Linked DNA regions of Mus musculus: regions 2 and 3 are each linked to region 1. The links are chromatin loops, found by intact Hi-C in ENCODE. Cell type or tissue: heart. All regions are shown on one strand. Region 1 holds the start of Smap1 (small ArfGAP 1). Region 2 holds the start of Ogfrl1 (opioid growth factor receptor-like 1). Region 3 holds the start of Lmbrd1 (LMBR1 domain containing 1).

What was found. Hi-C counts contacts between places; a loop is a spot of excess contacts. Peaks named below come from ENCODE experiments on the same cell type or tissue, not always from the same donor. Only the 100,000 strongest peaks of a DNase experiment are listed, where the experiment ranks them.
Region 2: a loop joins it to region 1, with 3 times the contacts of the local background. A loop is called at or near these places in 2 of 42 quality-filtered maps.
Region 3: a loop joins it to region 1, with 6 times the contacts of the local background. A loop is called at or near these places in 2 of 42 quality-filtered maps.

Annotation. Positions count from the first base shown.
Region 1 is chr1:23,915,989-23,923,988 of GRCm38, forward strand. Smap1 (small ArfGAP 1) reads right to left here and starts at 6,393. Exons shown (of 10, transcript NM_028534.3): 1 at 6,050-6,393. The coding sequence starts at 6,167. In heart, a CTCF peak has its summit at 4,463 (motif pointing right); a DNase peak (open chromatin) is centred at 6,383; H3K4me3 peaks cover 2,631 bases; H3K27ac peaks cover 1,270 bases.
Region 2 is chr1:23,378,414-23,386,413 of GRCm38, forward strand. It overlaps Ogfrl1 (opioid growth factor receptor-like 1), which reads right to left and starts at 4,762. Exons shown (of 7, transcript NM_001081079.1): 1 at 4,402-4,762; 2 at 559-645; 3 at 313-391. The coding sequence starts at 4,638. In heart, no CTCF peak of the experiment used is centred here; DNase peaks (open chromatin) are centred at 1,908 and 4,998; H3K4me3 peaks cover 2,038 bases; H3K27ac peaks cover 1,685 bases.
Region 3 is chr1:24,674,299-24,682,298 of GRCm38, forward strand. Lmbrd1 (LMBR1 domain containing 1) reads left to right here and starts at 4,246. Exons shown (of 16, transcript NM_026719.2): 1 at 4,246-4,518. The coding sequence starts at 4,459. In heart, CTCF peaks have their summits at 4,300 and 7,270 (motif pointing right); a DNase peak (open chromatin) is centred at 4,353; H3K4me3 peaks cover 1,938 bases; H3K27ac peaks cover 1,421 bases.

The sequences.
Region 1 (8,000 bases):
ACTCTTTACAGTGGTCAGGACACGGGGCAGTCAACTTCTCTCATAATTACAACTTAAATAACACACCCTCTAAATTTCTTTGATCTTCCTTGAGAAAACTAAAAACTAAGGAAGAAAACAATGGCTGGATTCTACCCAGCAAAAGATCACTGGTAGTGTTACCATTAGCAGTAAGGAAAACAAGTTTGAGTCCGTGCCTTACATAGTCAGAATAGAAAAAGTTTCCAGTCCTAGTGACAACTAGAGTTCAAGTGTTTTAAAGATCGGTAACATTTATATTGGGGGTTGGGAAGGGTTCTAATCCTTCAGGGATCCTGTGTATGTGTGTGCGTGTGTGTGTGTGTGTGTGAGAGAGAGAGAGAGAGAGAGAGAGAGAGAGAGAGAATGTGTAAAGAGTGTGTGGGTGAGAGTATGTGTACATGTAACTGAATGTCTTTGTGAGAAAGTGTGTGTATCTGTGTGAGAGAGAATGAGGGTATGTGTGTAAAAGCATGCATTTTGCAGAGAAACTACCGGTAATTCTCCACTGATGAAGTCAAGTAATAAAAGAATATTGCAAATAATCTTTAAGGACAAAAAGTTCGAAGGAAAAAAATATAGTTCAAGTTTTAAAACAGTATGTCAGAAAGAGACTAATGATTTCCACTGGTCAGCTTTCCAGCCCCGATACCCAGGATCTAACGTGGTTATCAATCAGACAAAGCTGCAAGCCCAGCAGAAGCCTGCGAATGACAGATCCACAAAGATCAAGGGTCAGTATTTGAGGAAACTTTCAGATTTACAACTTTTAAAAATTGAAGTATTTATATTAAAAAAAACAGAAATAGTATAATAATCTGTTTTTGTTTTAATACCACCTGTAGGGATATGGGGATGCAGCTGACTATGATTTGCCTCATGCTCTAGCAGAGGCATGGTTTGCTGGCTGCAATTCTGGGAACTTTTCAGAGGGTATATAAAATGCTAGGACCCCAAGAGGCCGAGTTGGTGGTTGGTGATGTGTCGTGGTATGTTAGTAACTGCTCGAAGAAGAAACAAGGAAGCAATTAGACTCAGAGATACCTTTCCCGTCACTCTTTCTCTCCTATCAAGCGACGGGGGTGAAGTGGGAGGGGTTGAGAGTGGGAAAGGAAGAACCACAAAGTAGAAAGGCCACTACAAGCAAAGAAGAAACAAGGAAGAGATTAGATTCGGGGTCTCTGTATGCCCTCCCCACCCCCAATCCTTTCTCTCCTATCCAGTGATAGGGATAAACCCAGGAGGGGGAGACAAAGGGTGGGACAAAAGAGAACACCACAAATAAGCCAAGACCAGCTACACACCTCTGTGCTTATAAATTAATTCTGTAAGCATAAACATCAGCTCCTGGGGTAAACTTTACTTTTCAGTAAAAGTTCTTTTACAAGAGTTTTCTCTAACCCCTTCCCTGGCTAACTCTTGGAGCTGGCTCTTACAACCAAATATGCTCAGCTGTTTCTACTCTGACCCAAAAGGCAAGGTGTCTTTACATATTAGAGTCAGCCCACTGTAAGCACGTGGAAAGCACAAGTGCAGCATGAGCCACCCCACTACAGTAGAAACTACTGACAAAACCATCTAAACGTGTCTCCATCTTCCCACCTAGTCACCAACTGAGGGAGTGAAAGACAACTACGGCAGTCAAGCAATGACAATTCTGGCATGATGTGGTCAGAGTCCAGAAATGACTCCTGAGTTTTAACTTCCTGCAGGTTTTTCACCGATCCCTTAAACCCCTAACAAAAACTGGACGCAGTGGCTCTGTAGCTACACCCTGCTCTACATCCTGATTCATACACTGGCACACAGTACATGACGCACGATCCTCTTACCCTTGGACTCTGACTACCAGTAATAATCACCTCCCATACCATCTCAACCAAATCTGATCATTTTCAAAGACAGCTCGCCAAAATAAAACGGCCATATAGAAACCACTTCTACCTTCTATATACCATACCCTGGGTGTATATAGCAGTGTCGTCTAATTCTTGCTCTAGTTAGTGAAAGCTCACTGTACCTTCAACTCACAAGTCTCCTGTGATTCACAGGGTCCCCCAACGCCACGCCCTTTTACAATGTACTTACTCTCATTCACACTCACTGCCTCTGACTGTTCATTCTTATACTCATTCATACAACCAAAAGGTATTTGCTGAGTTCTATTTTCCTACCAAACTCATTCACTGTGCTTTAAGGCTGAGGAAGCTACTCTGAGCAACATAAACAAGACTTCTCCTTCAAAGCTGCAATTCAATAGAAATATGGAGTGCCCAACCATTACTTCAGTGATGTTCTAATTATAAGTGTGGTAAGATTTAAAATAATGTCGCAAGTGTACAAATAAAAGTAAACTTAGTCTGGGAAGCTGAAGGGAAACTAGAAATGACATTTAAGCAAAATGTAAAGATGAGCAAAAGCTGAAACAACAGAAGCCAGAAGGCTCATTCGTAGGACTAGCACAAAGGCTTTGAGGAATCATCAGAGCTGGTGAGCAAGGGTCAAGGCCCAGGGAAAGGGCGAGAAAGAAAGAAAGAGAAGGTTATTTCTTTTTTTTGGTTTTTTTTTTTTTGGGGGGGGGGGGGTTCAAGACAGGGTTTCTCTGTATAGCCCTGGCTGTCCTGGAGCTCACTTTGTAGACCAGGATGGCCTTGAACTCAGAAATCCGCCTGCCTCTGCCTCCTGAGTGCTGGGATTAAAGGCGTGCACCACCACGCCCGGCCGAGAAGGTTATTTCTTATAGCCGCTACCGTTACACTTGGCATACTGTTTCAGAATCACTCATTCTGAATATTGCCATGTTCAGTCTCCATTAAACATACTCCTTTCAGTCTTATAAAAGTTTCTGTACCAAAACCTAATCCAGTTCTTAACTGTCCTCAAGACCTGTGGAAAAAAGAAGTGTTTGAATTAAGAAAGCAGCATACCCTTTGAATACTACAAAGTCTGAAAAAATTAACTCTAGGGTTCAAAACCTTGAGTCTCTGACTGCCCTAAAACTTACTGAGCAAGAAAGTCATTTTCATTCCAATTTTTACATATTTTAAAAAAATCAAAGCCAGTATTACTTATGAATGAAGCTTAAATTCTGAAAAGTAAATTTAAGATGGCAAATTTAAAATGACTCCATATCCTCGCTACCCATACTGCCACCAATTAATAATCATGAGAACTGCTTTCAACTCCTGCAGAGTCACAGTGATAGCCGGAGTCAGGCAGCTCTATCTGGCAGTTCCTGCTCTCCAGTTGTACAATGTATTGAAGAACAGGGTCAAGAGCAGGAGCCGGGACCTGTGCCATCATGTCCTCCTTCCTTGCTAATACTGTCAGTACCAGACATACAAGCTAATGACTAAGAAAGTGTCAAAATCCAACCGGCACTCCTCTGCTAACTCTACTCAGGTAACAGATGATAAACTAAGCTTTCTTTTAGGTCCATGTTCTCACAGAATAATGGGAAACTCTTTTAAAGTAAGAAAACAGAACTTCACCACTTACATTTATTATGGTTACTGACATATAGAACAACAGATTCAAAGTCATACAAAAAGCCAAGGAGGATTTTACTCTAAGAATATGTCAAAATGGGCTCGCCCATACCAAAAGCACAAAACTTTACAAGAAGTGTATAAAGTTATACAGTGTATAGTATGCATACTCAGGAAGGAAAGATAGGAAAATCACAAGACTGAGGCTAACCAGGATGACAAACCCATCTCAAAAAAGAGGAGGGATGTAACAGTGGAAAAATGCTTGCCTCCCACATAGAAATCAATGGTGTTTGATCCCACAGTACACACAAATGCATCTTACACATACATACACACACACACACACACACCCTATAAATCCTAAGTAAAATGTGAAATGGTCATACCAGTGAATATTTCCTTAAGTATCAAAATAAAACAATAAAATAATTTACAACCATTATTCTAGGTTTGGCTGAAATTCATAATCTTTCTAAGTCACTGACAACAGAGCCCATGGCCTTCCAGTGGAGCCCTTGAACTACTGATACTAGACTATCCCACTTTTCCCACTTCTCAAGAAAAGAGAAAATTCATAATTAAGTGACTAAACAAGAGCAAAATAAAAAGCTATTCATTCCACATACATGGACTGGATTCACGCGGTTACACAAAAGTGATCAAAACAAATGTTGCCTACTGTTCAGAAGTAAAACTTCTTTACCCAATTAAAGAAGAACGTAATTGCTTTCTTTCCATCTCCCAAAAACAGAAAAAAAAAAAAAAAAGGTTAACACATTTAGTGAAAATCTGAAAATCTGATTGCAGTACCCCTTTGGAGAAAGAAATTTGAATCTTTTAAGTTACTTCTATTCATGAAAGGAAATTATTGGCTTACATTGACTTACATAATTCTTTTACAAATGTGTATGAATTTTCATGTCTCTGTGCCATCTGCATGCCTGGTGGCTACAGGGGCCAGCAGAGGGCCTGGGACCTGCTGTTCCTAGAGTTACAGAGAGAGCTGCTATGTGGCTCGGGAGCAGCCGGTGTTCTGACCCTAGACCATCTCTGCAGCCCTGGATGCTCTTTAGCCACAGCTTCCCAGACCAGAGTCTTTACTTAACTGTGTTAGGACTCAAGGTGATGAAACATAAACTAACTCTGGCCCTTGTTCCTTTTCTTAGCTTCTAATAACCTATTTTTTTTAAGTGTTTTACAAGTAAAAAGATAAGAGAGTGACTGAGCTTCAATACAGAACACTATTTCCTAATAACCACATGCAAGAATCAAGTACCAAGCAAGCAAATAAATATTACTACAAAAATCAGGCATGCCTTTTCTTTTAAATGCCTTGCCTAAGGATTACATGGGATAACCTCACAGTCAAGTTACTATAATGCTGTAAAGTGCTTCATAAAAATCCCAATTAAAGTGTGTACATGTGATTTCGCCCAGTAAGGAAGTAGCTGTTATGACAGAGAGATGATGCTGATGTTATGAGACTTAATTTATTCACATATAACCCAGCCTACTGCAATGGACTCTTTTGCTCAGTGTTGAGAGAAAACAGTAAAAACTCTAGAAAAGTAGTTAAATAATGCAGAAATCTTAATCCTCGCTCACAATGGCTGTCTCTGCTCCCAGCAACTACCTATTTCCCAGAGAAAAATCAAATGTACATTTTCCTAACTACATAGAAGTAGGATTTTTAAATCTCCATTACTCTCCATGATATTACTTACATTAGAAATAAACCACATCTCCAAACAAAAACTATCAGCTAAAAATAATTTATCTATTTCAAAGGCTCAAGCAGAAACCTCCACCTGAACTAAAAATAGTGGGGTTTTTTTTTCTTCTTCTTCTTCTCAGTATCTTAAAATGCACCTTCCACATTTATGAAGTGGACAGACCAGTGTCCACAAATTCGCCAATGGGTCGTCTGGGGGAATCTAACGACTGAACTCTTTATGAACATAACACACTTTCCTTAGGACACTATAACATCCAGAATAAGAGAGTGTGAGTGTGTGTGTGTGTGTGTGTGTGTGTGTGTGTTATACATAGTATACACAAATAATGAAAACCCTATCTCGATTATGTTATGCAGTGACATCTCAAACCACCCCAAAACACTGTTCTTTTTCAGAAACAGAAGTAAACGCCCTGTGCAAGAGCTGTCAGGTGGGCAGGCAGGTAGGGCTCCATCTGGGACACCGCACCACTGGGGAAAGGGAGGACGACGCGATCTCGTGGGAGGAAGGGAGGGTCGCCAAGAGGACAGGGACCTAAGGGCGACTCCACCCACGGAGTCGCTGAGGCTGAGGCAGGAGGGCTCCCACAGCCCTATCAGCACCGCCCAGCCGGCGGCCCAAGGCGGTGGCAGCGGCGCGACGCCGGCTCCGAGCCGGAGGCTGAGGCCGCGACCTCCGTGCTAGCCGAGAGCCAGAGGCCGCCCGCCCTCCCGGGAGAGCCGGCGCGGACGAGACGCCGCGGAGGGTGGGAAGGTCACAGCCGCAGGAGGCCCCGGCCGAGCGGCCACCAAGCCCGCGCGCTACCTTTGGCCTCGCAGTCGGCGCAGTACTTGTTGTCCTCCTCCCTCAGCAGTTTGGACAGGATGAGCTGGTGCTGCTCGTTCAGCTTCTGAGCCTTCTCCCGACAGGAGCGTGTCGCCATGTCGGCGGCGGGGCGGCGGGCCCGGACGCGGGCGAGCGGACGGGCGGACGGCGCTGGCGAGGCCGGGCGGGCGAGGGCACCTGACGCCGCTGGGGCCGCGGACGGACTCGGCCCAGGAAGCGGCGGCAGCGGCGGTGGCGGCGGCGGCTGGAACCGGAGGAGGGGCGGCGGCGGCCGAGCCAGCGCCGACGTGTCCCGCCTCCTCGCCGGGCCCGCCGCACGCTCCGCCCGAGCCGGCGAGGGGCGGGGCGGGAAGAGCCGCCGCTTCCGGGAGGACGCAGCGCTGGGCGCTGCGCATGCGCCCAGCTGCCCGCGTGCCGGGAGACTCCCAAGGTGATTCCAGAGAAGCGTCTGACGCTCCCCGGGGCGAGATTCCCCACTCTTGACACCTGATCGTCGCTTGAAGCCTCTAGAGACCTGAAAGTGGAAGAATTTTTTTTTTTTACCGGGAAGCGACTTTCACAGTCTTTGCATTTTTCACAGTCTTTGCATTTGTGTACACAGCACTGGAAATGTCCAAATTATAGTTATATATATATAGTTATAATGGGTAGATGCATCCCATGTGTGTGCATCGGGAGTTTGGAAACGGTATACTAGAAGCGGATGGAATGAAATGGGGCTAAAAGTGTCTTACGTTTTAGAGGAAAATAGACATGTTTGGGGGGGAGAGGTAACGTAATAAACCCTACCTCCCTCAACAATATTGATAATCTCATATACAGGAAAATGAGGCAAAACAGTCAAGTCACTTGGCCATGCTACAAGTGGAAGAGTTAAAACCAGGCAATATACCCCGCCTAGGAAGAGGGAAAGTGATCAAAAAGTGAATTATTAAAGGGATGTCACTTTAAGAAATTGTGTGCTGCTAGGATCCCTTCCCTGGGAGAAACTTAAGCCTGTTCCTTCTCGTAAGATCCTAAAGACAAACTTAGGTATAATTCCAACAAAGTTCACCCAGGAGAACCAATGAGCTTATTAGGCTTAAAGAGCAACTGGTAAGGGGTATGGATAGGAGCATAGATGACCTTAGAATAGCCACACTGGAAGGTCTGCACATAGCAAGGATGATGGTCCTTAGGAACCTGACATGGAATTCCCTCCCTCCATCTTCCCCCAGGTATATCCTCTAGCCCCTCCCTGAGACCAGATACAAGCAGGGCAGAACCACATACAACAGTGACTGAATAGTGTGGTAGGGGTTCCCTTCCATAAGTCTCCATATACCCTCCCTATGGTGGAACATAAATAGTCAACAGGCCCAGCTGTGATGGTCCTTTGCAAGAAGGCCAAGCACAAGGCTTCTGAAACTGACAGTGTGTTTCAGAAGATGTTCCTACATAACACAATGTAAACGACATTCTTCCCTGCAAGGAAAGACAGTTTTAAAAAGGAAGACATTCTCGATGATAGCCCATCAGGTTTACTAAGGTTGAACTCAGTGAAACAGTTGGAGTGATTCGGCTTGCTGTGTAGTAAGTATGAGCAATACTATGTGTGGGCCTTATGTAAGTAGAATAAACATAGCCCTGGCCTGAGGTAGGAGAGATGCTAAGAATGGCAGGAAGCAGGATTCTCTGTGATACGCTCTACCTATCCCTCTTGGGCTTAAGATTCCAAAGACATAAAAGCGGATCATGGCAGGGAAGCATTGGCAGAGAGCAGAAGACACAGTCACTGGAGCAGAAGCTGGAGGCTATCTTGGAAGCAGAGCATGCTGGGAACACAGAAAGGCTTTACAACTCAAACCTTACACATGTGACATACTGCCTCGGCAAGGCCATGCCTCCTAAACTTACCCAAACAGTGTCACTAACTAGGGACCAATTATGC
Region 2 (8,000 bases), 540 kb before region 1:
CCCTAAATGAAAGAAACTAAACTAAACCAGCAAACAGAAACCCTGCCCCTCCTAACTTGTCAATAACCACCAAGACACACAGATAGTGAGAAGATGCAACTAACCAATATCTATTTCTCCACAGCTCACTAAATGGATGGAAGCAGCCCTACCCGCCAGGGCTCCGGGGACACATCAGCCGGCACGGCAAGCCAAAACCAAGGTAACCATCCAGCAAATGCAGCAAGAAGGCGTGAAGCCCAGAAGAAGGAACGCACGCCCAGGTACATGTTATTGTTTAAAACCTGCATGTTAGCAAGGAGGCTTACTCACCATCCGGCTTAAATGGAATTTTGTTCTTATAAAAGCGAAGGTTGCTCAAGTCATTTTGATATCGGATATCTTTGAAGTTCTGCTAGAGGAAAAGATAAATTAATCTCTGGTGTATAGAAACACACACACACACACACACACACACACACACACACACACACACGGCACAAGGACCCTTCGGACATGTTTGTTTACCGGAAGAGTAAAATCAGAGAAACACATTGAAAAGGCACAGCAGTGTCTTACTGGGTACTGATGTCGGTACTTGTACAGATCCCTCGCGGCATAGAAGCTTCTCTTTGGTTTGGCATTTCCTTCCGTGGACTCGCCGCCCTAGGACACAAAGTGGAACTCCACTTACACAGAGAACCATACCGAGAAACTTCTGGAACAAACTTAAAATAGTCAACCTCCATAAAGATCCCTGAGCATTTCCAACCTGCCAAGATGAAGGAAATGATTCTGTCTCTTCCGTGATGCTTTCGAGCTGTGCTTGCTGGCATCAACCTGCCTTATTTGCACTAAAAACTTCTGTCCTAAGGTATATCACTAAATAAAAAGACTTTATCGTTCAGTGCCTGTGGAGGGCAAATGCTAAGCATCAGTAACGATGCAGAACAGTGCTCAGAACGAATTGAAAACATGTTCCACCAGCTGTTATACAATGGAGCCTGTGACAAAGCGTATTTCCTAGGGTGCCGTGAAAGGGTTAAGTTGGTAAATCAATTCTATGCAGAAGATTCTCATTAAATTTGCATCTCCTGGCTGCGCCTGAAAGTCAAGCAGTATTTATGAAAGAAAAGGAGGGCTTTAAACTAAATTAGCTTTCTAAACTATTTCAAAGCACCATAACAAACATACAAGGCATGAGTAATCATCTGCCCATTCAATGATCAGTGGGCTAGAAATCAGCAAACTTGACATAAGTACACAGAGCAAGACAGAGCTCTCGGGTGAAACAAACACTGAAGTACTTTCTATGTGATAGCTTGCTCATGCTGTTTACAAAGTGCCAGCAATGTGATGTCATTTTAAACGGAGAAGATGCAGGTCTAATAACCTCTAATTATCCAGACCATATGCTGTATGGCAAAATGCACTTGTCCAGTGACACACAGGACTGTACAACGGAACATGATAAAGAAGACCGCGGTGCTGAGATATGAATATTCAAGAAGTCTGCCCCCAACCCTTTGTCTCAACCCTTCCCACCCTGTCTGTGCTGACAGACTGGCATCATCTAAGCAGCTTTCACGCATTTCTGAAGTGGTGTGATTTCTCACTCTTACTACAAGTACAGAGATACTTTAACACCCAGCCCTCCGCTGTTTAACAGTCGTTACACTGTCATGTTACATAAGCAAGGAAAAGCTCCAATTCTGGTTCTTGCCACACTTTTCAAAATAGCTCTGCCTAGCAAGGTTCAGAATCTATTTAGCCTGAGCTACAACCACAAGCACTTGCAGAGAGCACGTTCCCATTTACCAAACACTTCCGTGCAACACGCCTGACTGACAGTTATTAGTGCCAGCATCTTGGGAACAAGGCTGCCGGAACTTAAGAGGAAGTGAACAAGGCTCAGAGCCCAGCAACAGTGTAAGAAGTCGCTGCTTCCCATGTCTGACTAATTGGGTCGGAACCAGTTTTGTCCCTGCTAGAAGTGATGGATATTTGAAAAATCCTGTCATGAAGATCAACGACCCAAGTCTCTGGATCCAGGAGAGTAGTGCGAGGCTTCGTTCTGCTCCTTAATATGTGTGAGGCCTTAAGCAAATCATTTAGCTGAATCTTAGTTTCATCATCTGTGAAACGAAGCTAATGACTCACGGCCTGCCTGTTCCCCAAGACTACCATGTAAATGACGGCATCCCTCAGCCCGCCAGAGTCTGCCCCATTCACTGCTGTACCCTGGCCGCTTTCACCTCCTCAGCAAGGAATCTGCTCCTTAATTCCCCTTCCCTGGATCATCAAAACTTGGCTCTTCCAAACCATTCCATGCAACCACCAAACACACTGTAGTCTCTCCAATCCTAAGCATAACGCCTCCCTTGACCCAGGTCTACCCTACTTGCAGGCTGTGTCTCTGCTTTCTTCTGAAGTGAATCTTCACCAAGGAACTGACACTCTGTCCAGGGCATTGCTTTAAAATGGGACTATTAGGAACTTTCCAAACCAATCCCCCATTTACTCAAATCATGTCTCAGCGGTCATCCCAGGGACTTCCCAGCAGCTGGGACCCTGTAAGGCCCTGAAGCAGTGTTAACACTTAGCTGTCAGAATACCACTCTCTCCTGACTTGCTTCCTGTACCATTGCTCCCCTTTTTCTCGTCTTAATCACAACCCGTATAGACAGCCTTATTCTCACCCCTCATGACTCTTTGATGACCTCTTATCTTGCATTGATTTTTTTTTTTTGAGTACAACTTATCCTAAATGCATGCCTATAGCTCCAGCTTAGACAGTATCTATGTATAGATACTAAATGCAAGCCTATAGCTCCAGCCTAGACGGAGCATCTATTTATAGAGACCATTAACTACTCGCCCATCCACTTGGGTGTCTAATAGGACGCAAAACTTAGCATAAGCCTTGACTTAACCTCTGAAACATCTTTCACCCCAGGTTTCCTCACCTCAGTTAGTGGTACCATCTTTTGTCTAACGTTTACAGAGATGGATGAGAGCAAAGACAGTGAGCGGGTGAAACCAGTCTGCAACCTCCTTTAAAGGGGGAACTGACCGGTCCGCATAGTGGGCAAATAGAGTAAGGAGTCAAAACAGCGTCACAACGATTATTTAAGAAGTCTGGTGGAACTTCCAGGAACAAAAATTAACAATTAAAGGATGCTCTATTCTTACTCAGGTTGCAGAGTATTTGTTGAAATGGTATGTTATTTTACAATTGACCTAGTTAATTGTATTAACAAGTTTTGTTTTTGTTTCTTTAATTCCAAACTTCTCAGTGGCTATTTGCTATTTACTTGGAAGACAAATGGGAGGATAAGACGCTGAAATGTGGCATGCGCTATTGTTTTGGGGTTGAGCACATAACACTAAGTGCAAAATACAAACGGGAACAGAAGACAAGGGCGGCCAAGATCTCATTAGCAGGGCCAAGGCCCTCACTTTGGCCACAGACATACTTTTCTCCTCGTATGCTTTGGGCAAGATTTCCTTTAAGGCTCACAGTTCTCCAAAATGGGGAATTAAAACGGACCGCACACCTGGAAATTGCATTCCATTCAATAACACGCTCAATTAACCTGGATGGGAAGGCTCGGACTTCCTGGAAAGGTGATGCTTCCCCTAAAGTCACATTGGATTTTGGGCTCCATTTTCCTTCAAGTTGTAAGAGGGAGGCCTAATACAGAACCACCAACCTTAAACGGTGCAGACTTCTTTAAAAATATACAGTTCCTCCTTTTAAAAGTTTCTGAAGCCACAAGAGGTTAAGGGACGCCATCTATCTCTCTTCTAACCTATCTACCTAATTGTATTGGTCAACTGACTTAAGCTTGGTTGGATCAACAAGTCTTCTGGGTGAACGTAAATGTTAAAGGAATACTCAAGTCGTTGAAAGGTTTCTCTTGGGGAAATGAACGGTGTTATTTTAAGTTTGCTCAGGAACCTTCTGTGATACTTTTAATGCCCGTTGGACCCTCGCTGGGAGGGGGAGGCTGCGGGCCGCTTCACAACTGCAGTTGTCTTGCTCTGAATAATATTTTAAATCTTTTTTTAAAAAATTAAAATTAAAAAAAAATCAATAACAGGCACTGGCCGGGTCCTCCTCACAATCTTCTATTTTTAGTTTAGTTCCTCCCACCCCACCTTCGCATCACCCAGCTGCGCTGCAGAGGCAAAGAGAACACCGAGTGGGGTCGGGGTCTGCCTTGGGGAGACTTCCCTGCGAGGTTCACAGCAAGGCCCCCTGGGCTAGCAGCTAGCCACCTGGGCACCGCAGGCTCCCTTAGGTCGGGTGCCCGGGCCAAGCACGCCGAGCATCCCGCCCTGCATCCCCGGGGGCAGTCCCCTCCCGGGCGCCGGGAGCACGACCTCGCCGGGCCCACCGTGGGTCCCGGGGCCGCGTACCTGCTCCGCGCCCGCCGCCTCGGCGTGGTCCTCGGGCACGGGGCTGGCGCGGGGCCGCCCTCCGGCTCTCTCGGGAGGTTGCTTGGGCTGCTCCGGCTCGTCGTGCTGCTGGCCCTCGCCACCGCCTGCCGGCCCCGGCTGCTCGGGCTCGGGCTCCGAATCGGTCTGCCAGGTGGAGTCGCAGTCCTCCACGGTGGTGGGCTCGCGGAAGCTGACCCCGCCGAGCAGGTTGCCCATTGAAGAGGCGGCGGCGGGCGCGGGCTGCGGTAGCGCGCTAGGGCCCGGGCATGGCCGCGCTCCGCTCGCTCGGGGCGCAGGCGGCTGCTCGCCCGGCCCGCGCCGCACAGCTCAGCGCGGCCGCCGGCGCTCCGGCGCACAGGCGGGGAGGAGCCGGGCCCCCCGGAGCCGCCGCCGCACGCGTCCCAGCCAGCCCATCCCGCCGCCGCCCCGCCCTGCCCCGCCCCGCCCCAGCGAAGCCAACCCACTCCCGAGCGCGCGGCACCAGCTCCACCGGGACGCGCCCCCCTCCACGGTCCCCGGGAGTGGCCAGGGGTCAGCTGCCCCGCCCCCTGTGGACCGGGATCCGCCCCCTTGGGGCTCCTCCCAGCCAAGCGAGAAGCCTGATCCCGCCCAGGTCAGAGAGTGGAAGGAGGTGTCTCCATCAGCAGACCGGTCCTGCCCACACCCCCGCCCCCACTGGCTGCTCCAAGAGGAAGACAAATTAGCCACAGCAGAAGACAAAAGCTAATCTTGACAGTGCACCCTCTAAACAGGAAATCCAAGCTTCGGGAACAGTACTTAAGGCCACCTAGAATCCCTGCGGTCTATAAAATAAAAGTCAGAGCTCTCTGTCCCCTCATCTTAAAAGCAAACTTCTCTCGAAACAAAGGAGCAAGAAGAATTAGGCCAGCACATTTATTTCATCAGTGAGTAGTCCACATTTGTGCTCTGGGCAGAAAAACGTCGGCATTTATACAATGAACAGGCTGGTTCTAAGTGGAGTGCTGAAGACTATGGTTCTAAGGACCAGAGGCAAACCTGCTGTAAGAATACTTCTAGGCAAAATAACAACCAAAGCATCTGAAAATGGCAGAGCGTGAAACCAACTCCAGGAGCTAGTGGCCCGATGCCTGCACCTGAGTCTTGATGGGATTTTTTCTGCCGTGGGACATTGCCTGGGATCATGGGTTAGTTTTATTAGATGCATCAATTGTACTCAGAACTAGTAATTAAATAGATTGCAAATCCAGGTAGATGGGTATTGCTTAAGGAAGATTTGGCTAGAAGATGCCTCTCCACAGATAAATCAGTGGTTGTTTCTTTCCAAACTTCACAGTAGGGTGTGACTCTACTAGCAGTTTCTGGCTTTGGACAGGTCACGTAACTTCTTGAGACCCCGGTAGTCTCCTCATCTTCAAAATGAAGCCAGGTTTTTCTCTCTGGAATGGCATCTAGCTTCACCTTTAATGACCTTATGACTATCAGGGGCCACACAAAAAGAACGTTCTGGTCAGATATTCATTCATAAAAACTGATGATATTAGGATGAAGTCCTTGTCAGATCCAAACAAAATTAGAACTTGACAGTATTATTGGGGGAGGGGTGTTCATACCTGTCTGAGGTAGGGAGTTTCTTGGTTGATAAGATGTTTGTTTTAATAGGCCAGCTTGCTTTGCGCACCTCTCCCACAACAGGGGGTCGGGAAGGGGATAGGATTATCTGTAACATTAAGACTGCAGCAGTCCATACGAATGCTCACGCAGAGAATTTGCCTAGCAATCCTACAAACTATACAAGGGAACCCACCTCAAGACCTTCTTCCCCCCTCCTCCAAAACCCAAAGTCTTGATATTCAAGACGTTTTTGTAAGTTTATCTCTTTTTAAATTTAGAGTCGAATCCTTCCTCAAACCCTGTTGACTATATCTGTGGTTAATTCTTGTTCGTCTCCTCTCTCCCAGGGCTCTGCTCATCCCAAATAAATGTCACTGCAGAGAACCTCTGATCATGGTTTATGTTGACAATGACTTAGTGAGAAAAAAAAAAAAAAAGTATGGGGCAGCTGTAGAACAAATCAATCTGACACTGTTAAAATTCAGGGATTCCATTTGTCTTCCATCAGAACCGGACTAGAATACACTGCAAAGTGAACATTTAGTCCAAGATCGGAGCTGAAAGCCTAGTGGTAATGTGCCCAGGTGCTCTACCTGTTTCCCACCTGTATTGTAGAATAAGTCCATTGCAATGTCTTTGCTGTCCTGTAATTAGGAGTCTATTTTCCCTGCTCCCAGAATGTCGTAGTTGCATGGAGTTCTTTGTCTAGGGTTGAGGCCCCATGAGACTTCCCCCTTTTCGTGTTAGCATGTCTATCGGTGCCATCCCTGTTCAGCTCATGTTCATGAGTCTTCCTGGGTGTAGCTTCCCTGACAGGTCTAGAAGAGGAAATCGCAAAGCAAACTCCTGTTTCTCTGGCTCTTTCAGGGTTTCCCCTACCTCTTCCACTATATGCAACAATAATTTTTTTAAAAACATAGTTTGTGAACTTGATTTTTAAAAATAAATAGAAGGGAGTAGGGTACATGGGAAGGGTTGGAGGGAGGAAAGGGAAGGATAAAAATAATATAATCATATTTTAATTTCAAAATTTAAAAAAAAGAGAGAAAGAGAAAGATAGAGTTTTAACCCTCACTCTTGAATTGGTTATAATCTACCTTAAAAAATAGAACCTGGAATAAGATATATTTTAAGATTTTCAAAGTTAAGCCAAAGGGAACTTTGCATTTTCAGTATATTAGTTTGGGTTATTCCCTCTGATAGCTCTGGGCTGACATGTAAATTCAACTCCTATGATAGTGCCTCGCCGAAAAGGCCACTGGATGTGGACCCTGGCCAGGTCTGCCGACTAACCCCTGCCTCTCAGTATCTCCTATGAAATGTGAATGGCTTCATGTTGACTTCATCCACCAGATAAATCTCATTCAGTAAGATTCATTGATCCTACTTGGAACAAAATAAACACCCAATAGAGCACTGCTCAAATTTCTGAGTCGTAAAATTTGATAAAATGACTACTGTTTTTAGGTCACTAAATTCTGAAGTGCTCTGTTATACAGTGGGGAGCGTGCATGCAAGCATACATATATTTACATATATAATCATAAGTAACTGCTACAGTTAAGCTCCTACATTTTCTTATACCTTTTGATCTTTTTATTAGTTTTTTAATAGGGTTATAGATCATCTGCCAAGGTGTGAAATGTGTTTATTGGTGAATGTAGTTTTAGGTGAGAAATTATAAAAGCATAGTATAGAAAAACTCTTAGAGTAAGTTTAAAGCAATAATATGCCTACATTGTATTCAACATATGTTTTTAATAGTTAATTCTGAATATCTCTTAGGCCCTGTAATAAAGGAATTACCCTTAATGAAGAATGTTTTAAAAACTTCCTACCTTTGAGAGCATACAACATTCTTGAATTAACAGTTAAGTGTGTTTCTAGAAATGCATCCTTTTGCTGGATATGGTAGCATATAAGGGTTAGTACTATTGTAAGGATGCACTGTGACCAAAAAGGCAACTCAGGGAGGAAAAGGTTCA
Region 3 (8,000 bases), 760 kb after region 1:
TAGGTGAACTTCACTGTGGCTTAAGCGTATGATTTTCAGGTACAAATCATATCCAGGTCTGGTTTCTTTTACAGAGTTATCTTGATGAGTGCAGGGCTAAGCCCCTGCTCAGTTCTGTGGGATCCTTTACATTGGAGACCCCTCTCCACTGGGCTTGGGTCAGCCCACTTCAACTTCCCAGCCACCGGCCCAGAGAAACCACTCTGTCCCATAGCTTAGCTTTCAAAGACACCAAGTCTGACCTTTCTTCTATTTTCTACTTTGTATCCAAATGATGTTACTTTTTCTTCTTGCTTGTCCATCTTTCCTCTTTATTAATACATTCAATGCCTTTTATTCTTTCTACTAATTCTTATACACACACACACACATATATATATATATATATTTAATTTTCTCTTCCAGTTTATGTCATTTAATCAGAATCTAACTTTGTTTTTCCAAAAGTACTTCATAAAAGGATTATGGGCACATGTGTATGTCTCCTAGGCCTCTCTACGGCATAGTTTTGAGTATTTGAGGACCAAAAAAAAAATTGTCTTTTGTTCTAGTCTTCCTGTTTAGGCCAAGAGAATTCACAATAAAATCCACTTCAGCAGAAGTTACATTCTTTTGACACTTTATATCAATCTGATAAAGTTTACAATCACCTGAGAGATAGTCACACACACACACACACACACACACACACCTAACTATCTTTATTTTTAATGTTTTTTAATAAATCACTTATTTATTTAATGTATATGAGTACACTAGCTGTCTTCAGACACACTAGAAGAGGGCATCAGATCCTATTACAGATGCTTGTGAGCCACAATGTGGTTGTTGGGAATTGAACTCAGGACCTCTGGAAGAACAGAAAGTTCTTTTAACCCTGAGGTATCTCTCCAACCCCTCTTCATCTCTCTGTATTTAATTTAAACAGCATTATATCACTTTCCCTCCCTCCCGGCCACTCTCCCACTCACTTTTCTTGAGCTGTAAAAAGCCTCTCCCTTTGGCTAACCATAGCCATAGATTTCTATGAACATATCTAACTGAACTTTGGGAGAACAGACCTTCCAGCCAAGCTAGTTATACACCATCCTACTATGGAATCATTCTGTAAATTTAGCCTGCCTTTAAGAGAACAAGAGCCGGGCAGTGGTGGCGCACGCCTTTAATCCCAGCACTTGGGAGGCGGAGGCAGAGGCGGAGGCGGAGGCGGAGGCGGAGGCGGAGGCGGAGGCGGAGGCGGAGGCGGAGGCAGGTGGATTTCTGAGTTCGAGGCCAGCCTGGTCTACAGAGTGAGTTCCAGGGCAGCCAGGGCTAAACAGAGAAATCCTGTCTCAAAAAGAAAGGAGGGGGGAGGGGGGAGAGAGAAGCTTCAAACCAGCCTTACTTGCCTAGAATTTCCCATACAGTCAGCTTTACAACCTAATTCAGAGCTTTGAATTTAAATTATGCACTCTTCCATGCTGCTGACTGAGAGAAATGTATGCATATTTGTGTACACAGTTTTGGCAATCCTTTGCTAAAAAAATAACTAACGGATTAGAAGCAATCTCATATGACAGAAATCCATAGTCTGGATCTGAAACATGAGGCAAACACTTGAGTACTGAAGGAGATGGAATCCCCAGAATGCAGTGCTTTGGGGAGGTGGAAAGACCACAGAAAGTGGGTCCTAATGAAAATTAGGCCACCAAAGGCATGACCTTTGAGAGGTGTCTTAGTTAGAGTTTCATTGCTGTGAAGAGATACCGCAGCGACTCTTATAAAAAAAAACACTAAATTGGGGCTGGCTTCCAGTTTCAGAGGTTTAGCCCATTATCATCATGGTGGGAAGCATGGCAGTACGCAGGCAGAGATAATGCTGGAGGAGCTGAGGGTTTTACATCTTGATCCACGCAGGCAGCAAAATGAGACTGGGAGCCCCAGTGGGTGTAGCTTGAGCATAGGAGACCTCAAAGCCCCTCCCCCACACAATACATCACACTTCCTCCAACAAGGCTACACCTACTCCAACAAGGCCACACCTCCTAACAGTGTCACTCCCTATGGGCCCAGCAAGCATTCAAACACATGAGTTTATTGGAGCCATATCTATTTAAACCTGTGGGGAAAGCCTGCAAATGAAAGGGATAGTCTACCATGTCGGGTCGGGATAGCTCCTCTGATCTCCACACAAAATGGAAGACTTCCTTCACCAGCAAGGCTTCCCTTTCTGGAACCTTGTCTGAGGAATCCAGTTTCTCTCATCTTCTACCTCTCTCTCTCTCTCTCTCTCTCTCTCTCTTTCTCTCTGCTCATATATAGTCCTTCTCTGCCCTGAATAAAGTGTACGCATACAAGCCCTCCCTGAAGAAAGGTATGTACACAAGCTAAGATGGTCTAAGAGAGCTATTCATCAAAATCCTTGGAGAAGGCCTTCTCCCTGGCACCTGCTCACACTAGACTGGAGTCCTGTAGACCCCACTGGTTCCGAATGCTGCTTCATCCTTCAAACCTGGTGTGTATCAGCTGTGTCTGGATACTTTAGAGAGGAAACAGAGGAGGTAGAACTACAAAACCACCACAAGTGGACTCAGTCGCTTCCTCTATTTTTGTTCTTCAGCTGCCATGAGGTAAAGTTTTTCTCTACCACACAGTCTTACATAATATACCATGTAAGACACCATGAGTCAAAGCAATAGATTGGATAACCATGGGTTCTAACCTCTGAAATCATAAACCATAATAAGACTTATAAATTGATTATCTCAAGTACTTTCACTTAGTGATGGACAACTGCCTAATGGAAGAGGTCTCAAGGAACCTATTTGAAAATGGACATAATACTACGATATAGAGAAAGGTGTTGTCTGATTCATACCAATGTGGAATGGGATCTGAATCCTATGGAAATATGCAAAAGTAAGTTATTTGTTCCATGGCAGAATTAGGGAAATGCAGCTTCAGGAGGAACAGCTTGTGCTCACAAAATTACTGATTATGTGATCGTTTTCAAAGAGGATTTGGGCCATTGAAGACAACAGGGATGACTGGTCTCAGGTGGTTTTTGATATCTCCTCTAACCAGCAAGCCTACTACAGAAGGGTTAAAAGGCATTGGCTCAAGAAGTAAAGCACAAGCATGACTTGTTGGTGATGCACTTGGGGACACACATGAGATCTCAGAGACGGACACACACTTCCACCAGAGAGTTTCTGATGGGACCGGTTCATATAAAACACATTCTGTTTCCACTTTCTTCTCATTTCGACACTTCTACCCAACCCTTAACTACTGCAGACTTCCAGTCAGAAATAAGACCAAGGTGAGTAATAATATCACAGCAGAATAAACTATAGCGACGATGGAGTTCATCCATAAACTGTTTTGACTGCATCCTAAGTGTCTTAGTGTCCTAAGGATGGAAGTGTTTATTGGGTTCACAGTGCAAGGTTTCAGCGCATTGTTGTGGTGATGTTATAGACAGCAGGAACTAGAGGTGGCTACTCACATCCAAGGTCAAGCGCACACAGCAATGAGTTATGCACGCATGCTAAGTAAGTCTTCAGTTCTGGTCCAGGGATGTGGAAATGTTACCACCCACATTCAGGGTGGGGCTTCTCACCTCAGCCCAATTAAAGGAAAAAATCCCTCACAAGCCCACAGGACAATGTATTCGAGACAATTTGTCACTGAGTCTTCCGAGATGGTTCTGCATTGTATCAAGCCCACAGACAAACGTCCACAATCAAAACTAAATATCACGCCGGGGTTTGTTTATTCAATTTAAATACACACTAATACACCACGGGACCCAGGCAAGCATCCCAGGTTTTCCCTCAGCTTCACATAAGATTTACAACAATCTCTGTTTTGTTCACTTGAGCATATTATTAGCACCTACAGTTCATAGACTCGGACATTTTAATTGTATGAAACCATCATGGAAATTCACAGGTACGCGCAGATGGAAAAAACAAAACAAAACGAAACATCACGTGGTAGCACAGTGCCGTCAAGCAATGACGTGACCTGGTCATCAGCAAATTATAAAGTCATCTGGGCAGATGACATTCTTTTATTCTGAGTCATTCCTGCACCAGGATGACTTCTGATTGCATAATGGGATCAAAACCTTGTTTTTGGAAGCAATGAAAACCCGTAATGTCACTCTACATTCAGAGGCACAGACACAGCCCTGCCTCCGTAAAGCTCCTAGAGTGCCAGCAAGATCAAGTGGCACGCAGGCCGCGCGTGGGCGGGCAGCGTGGTGACGTCACGGTGCGTCGGGTGCGCCCCGCCTCGGCTCGGCTGGTCGCCAGGGGACGCTCGCGGGCCGGGTCTCCTTGGCAACCCTCCGCTCTGCCCCTCCGCCCCTTTAACCTTTAGGCTGCGCAGTTCCGGGTCCCTCTTCGTTCCGTCCCGTCCCGTCCCGTGCCTTCCCTCCCCACCCCTTTGGGCTTATCCGGACCGGAAGCGAAGATGGCGGCGGCGGCGGCCGAGCTGGTGATCGGCTGGTGCATCTTCGGCCTCTTGCTCCTGGTAGGGGAGGCGCTCCGAGTTCTCCCAGGGTGAGGGGGTGGGAGGAGGAGGAGGGCGGGCCAGCGCTGGCCTCGCCTGTCGGGGACCCTCCTCGCCCGCCCTGCTCTCTGCTGGGTCCGCGAGGGTCTCCGGAGGAAGGCGAAGAGGCGCTGATCCTCCGCGGTCTCCTTCCTAACTTCAGCCAGCTTCTGTCTCTTGTCTGAGAATGTAGCTGGCGGGTGAGTTTGGGGACGAGCGACCCTCGGGGTGGAGAAAGGCGTGATCACGGCTTGAATTGGAGTCCTCACCGCCTCTGGGCCAGGCTTCTGGGCTCTGACAGAATCAATTGTTTATTTGTTTAAATGCCTCCTTCCCCCCCCGCCCCCCCTTGTTTCCCCGCGCCCATTGTGCGATTCTGCCTTGATGACGTGAGTGTCACGTTCTAGGTATTACATTCCACTTAGAACGCTGTAGAGCCGCTTGGCCAGGCGGGAGGTTATTACCTGTCTGACCTCAGGTGCCTTCTTTTCCAGACTTCTCTGATCATTGGGTGCACAAAACCCAACTGTAGTGACTCAGAGTGACCTGGTTGTTACTTTCTGACTTCGTTTAGTTTGCTTCTCTTATGACATTTCATATTGTCAAATCCTTCCCCACTCTACAAAGACTTCAGTCCTATGGTCAGTTAGTGTTTGCATTTTGAAACTCGTCCGATGTGTTTCAGATTCCCTATACTGACCCTTGGGTAGTTTGTTCAGGTAGTCAAGTTTTTCAGTTTTTCATCAGGTAGCGCGCGCACGCGCGCACACACACACACACACAGAGATACAGACACACACACAGACACACACACGCACACGACACTTGCCTTGCATGTTCAGGAACCCTAAATTCAGTCTTAGTACTGGCATGCTCCCTTCACTTTAACAAATCCCATTGCCCTGGGCCATGCTTAGCTTGTGTCCTGGAGGGAGGCTATCTAGCCCTGTACTAGGAGAGAATTCACTGGCTTTCCCAGCCCATATGTTTAGTGAAAAATAAGCATGTTACCAGCAGGAACGTAGAGTTGGAGTATCTTGATTAATGAAAAAGCATTTAAAGCACAGTAGTTTTACTGTGGATACAGTAGTTTTATCTAGGAGGATACAAACAAAATAATAAGTGGCTTTTTAAGAGGGGGCTGATCATAAGTTAGGAAATAGAGATCTTAAGCATTGAAAGAGAAAATATGATTTTATAAGGGAAATAGGACTTGGGAGAGGATACTGTTGGAAGAAAGTGCCAGTGGAAAAGTAGCCTTTGGATAGTTTGTGGCCTTGAATCAGGAACAACCCGGCAGTAGAGAAGTACTGTTGCGAGGTGCAAAATGTGATTTACTAAAAATTAAACGGACAGTGGTGGCACACGCCTTTAATCCCAGCACTTGGGAGTCAGAGGCAGGTGGATTTCTGAGTTCAAGGCCAGCCTGGTCTACAGAGTGAGTTCCAGGACAGCCACAGATACACAGAGAAACTCTGTCTCAAAAAACAAACAAAACAAAAAACAACAACAAAAACCCCCAAACAAACAAAAATTACTGTCAGTCTGTTTAGTGCTTGGCTTATTAGAAAGGAGCTGTATTCATGTCTGCTTTTCGTTCTGTCTTCAAGAAAGTTATTTTGGTTGAAGTGTGTGTACAAAACCTAGTCAGAAGTAGAGGACTGTTTTGGTAGCTGGAGATGTTCTTTGTGATTGCACCAAAAGCTAGCACATACCAGTTTCTTCAGGTTCTGTGGCAGTGTGCAATCTAAAACCGAGAGCGTTGTCTTCCCTTACGTTCAAGGCCATGAGTCCGACTAAGTGCTGAGGGGAGCTTTTGCCCATTCCTGGCTCTGTTTTGTGATCTCTGTTTGCTACTTAGGAGCTAGTGGTAACTCGCAGTTCATCTCCTAAATATGGATATACTGAATTAGGCAGCATCATATATTACACTTATTAAACACAGATCTGGTCAGAAATGTCCTGAGAAGTCCTAAGTATTGAAAAGTTGTCAAGCTCACACTACTGTGTTCAAGCTTTCCAAGTTTCTAAATGTCACTCAAAAGCTTGAGGTTTTAAATTACACTTTAGGGCTGGAGAGATGGCTCAGCAGTTAAGAGCGCTGACTGCTCTTCCAGAGGTCCTGAGTTCAATTCCCAGCAACCACATGGTGGCTCACAACCATCTGTAATGAGGACCCGATGCCCTCTTCTGGTGTCTCTGAGGACAGCGATAGTGTGCTCACATACATGAAATAAATAAATCAATCTTTAAAAAATATATGTTAAATTACACTTTATTCATTTGTATGGTTTGTATGTGTGTTGTTCCTGGGGCTGGGGTGGAGTCAGTGCAGGTGTGTGTGTGCATGTGTTCATGCATGAGAGAGTGCACCGCAATGTGTGGGTGGAGGCCAGAGGACAACTTCCTTCTATTTATGGGTCTTGGGAACAAGCTCAGCTCTGACACCAACATCTATGCTGGTTAAACCCTCTGTAGGTTTTGTAAGTGATATTTCATTTTTGTTCATTTGAGAAGTACCACTAAAAACCAAAGTCTAAGTCACTTTAGTTTCAGTTGTTTTTTCAAATAAAGAATGCTGTTGTGTCAGGAAGATTGGCTTTCAGCTCTAAGAGTTTTAAGGAACCTTGTCTGGTAACCACCATCATACTTTGCTATAGAGTGGGACATTATACGTCCTTTTTTATTTTATTTTTTTAAGATTTATTTATTTATTATATGTAAGTGCACTGTAGCTGTCTTCAGATGTACCAGAAGAGGGCGTCAGATCTCATTACAGGTGGCTGTGAACCACCATGTGATTGCTGGGATTTCAACTCAGGACCTCTGGAAGAGTAGTTAGTGCTCTTAACCTCTGAGCCATCTCTCCAGCCCCTATACGTCCTTTTTTATCTTACCGAACAGAGGTCAAAACTTACAGGTTGAAATTTAATAAAATGAATTTTTATTGTTTCATCAAACAAAGTAATAAGTAGTTGTGTTGTTGTATTTGTGTGTAGTGGTGAAGAATGCAAAAGCAAGGACAGTTAGGGTCTTGTTTCATGATAATATGCCAGCAGTCCCCACGAAATCCCCTTTAAATCATGTGCCCAAATGTCAGAATTGCTTTTTAAAATGTATGTCTTAGTTAGGGTTTCTATTGCTGTGATGAAATACCATGCCCAAAAGGCAACTTGAGGAGGAAAGGGTTTATTTAGCTTACATTTCTACAGCACTGTTCGTCATTGAAAGAAGTCAGGACAGGAACTCAAGCAGGGCAGGAAGCTGGAGGCAGAGACTGATGCAGAGGCCATGGAGGGGTGCTGCTTTCTAGCTTGTCCTCACAGCTTGTTCCTCTTGTCTTGCTCAGCCTACTTATGAAACTAAAGTCCACCACCCGAGGGATGGCCCCACCCAAGATGAGCCGGGCCCTCCCACATTGATCACTAATTAAGAAAATGCCTTACAGCTGGATCTGATGGAGG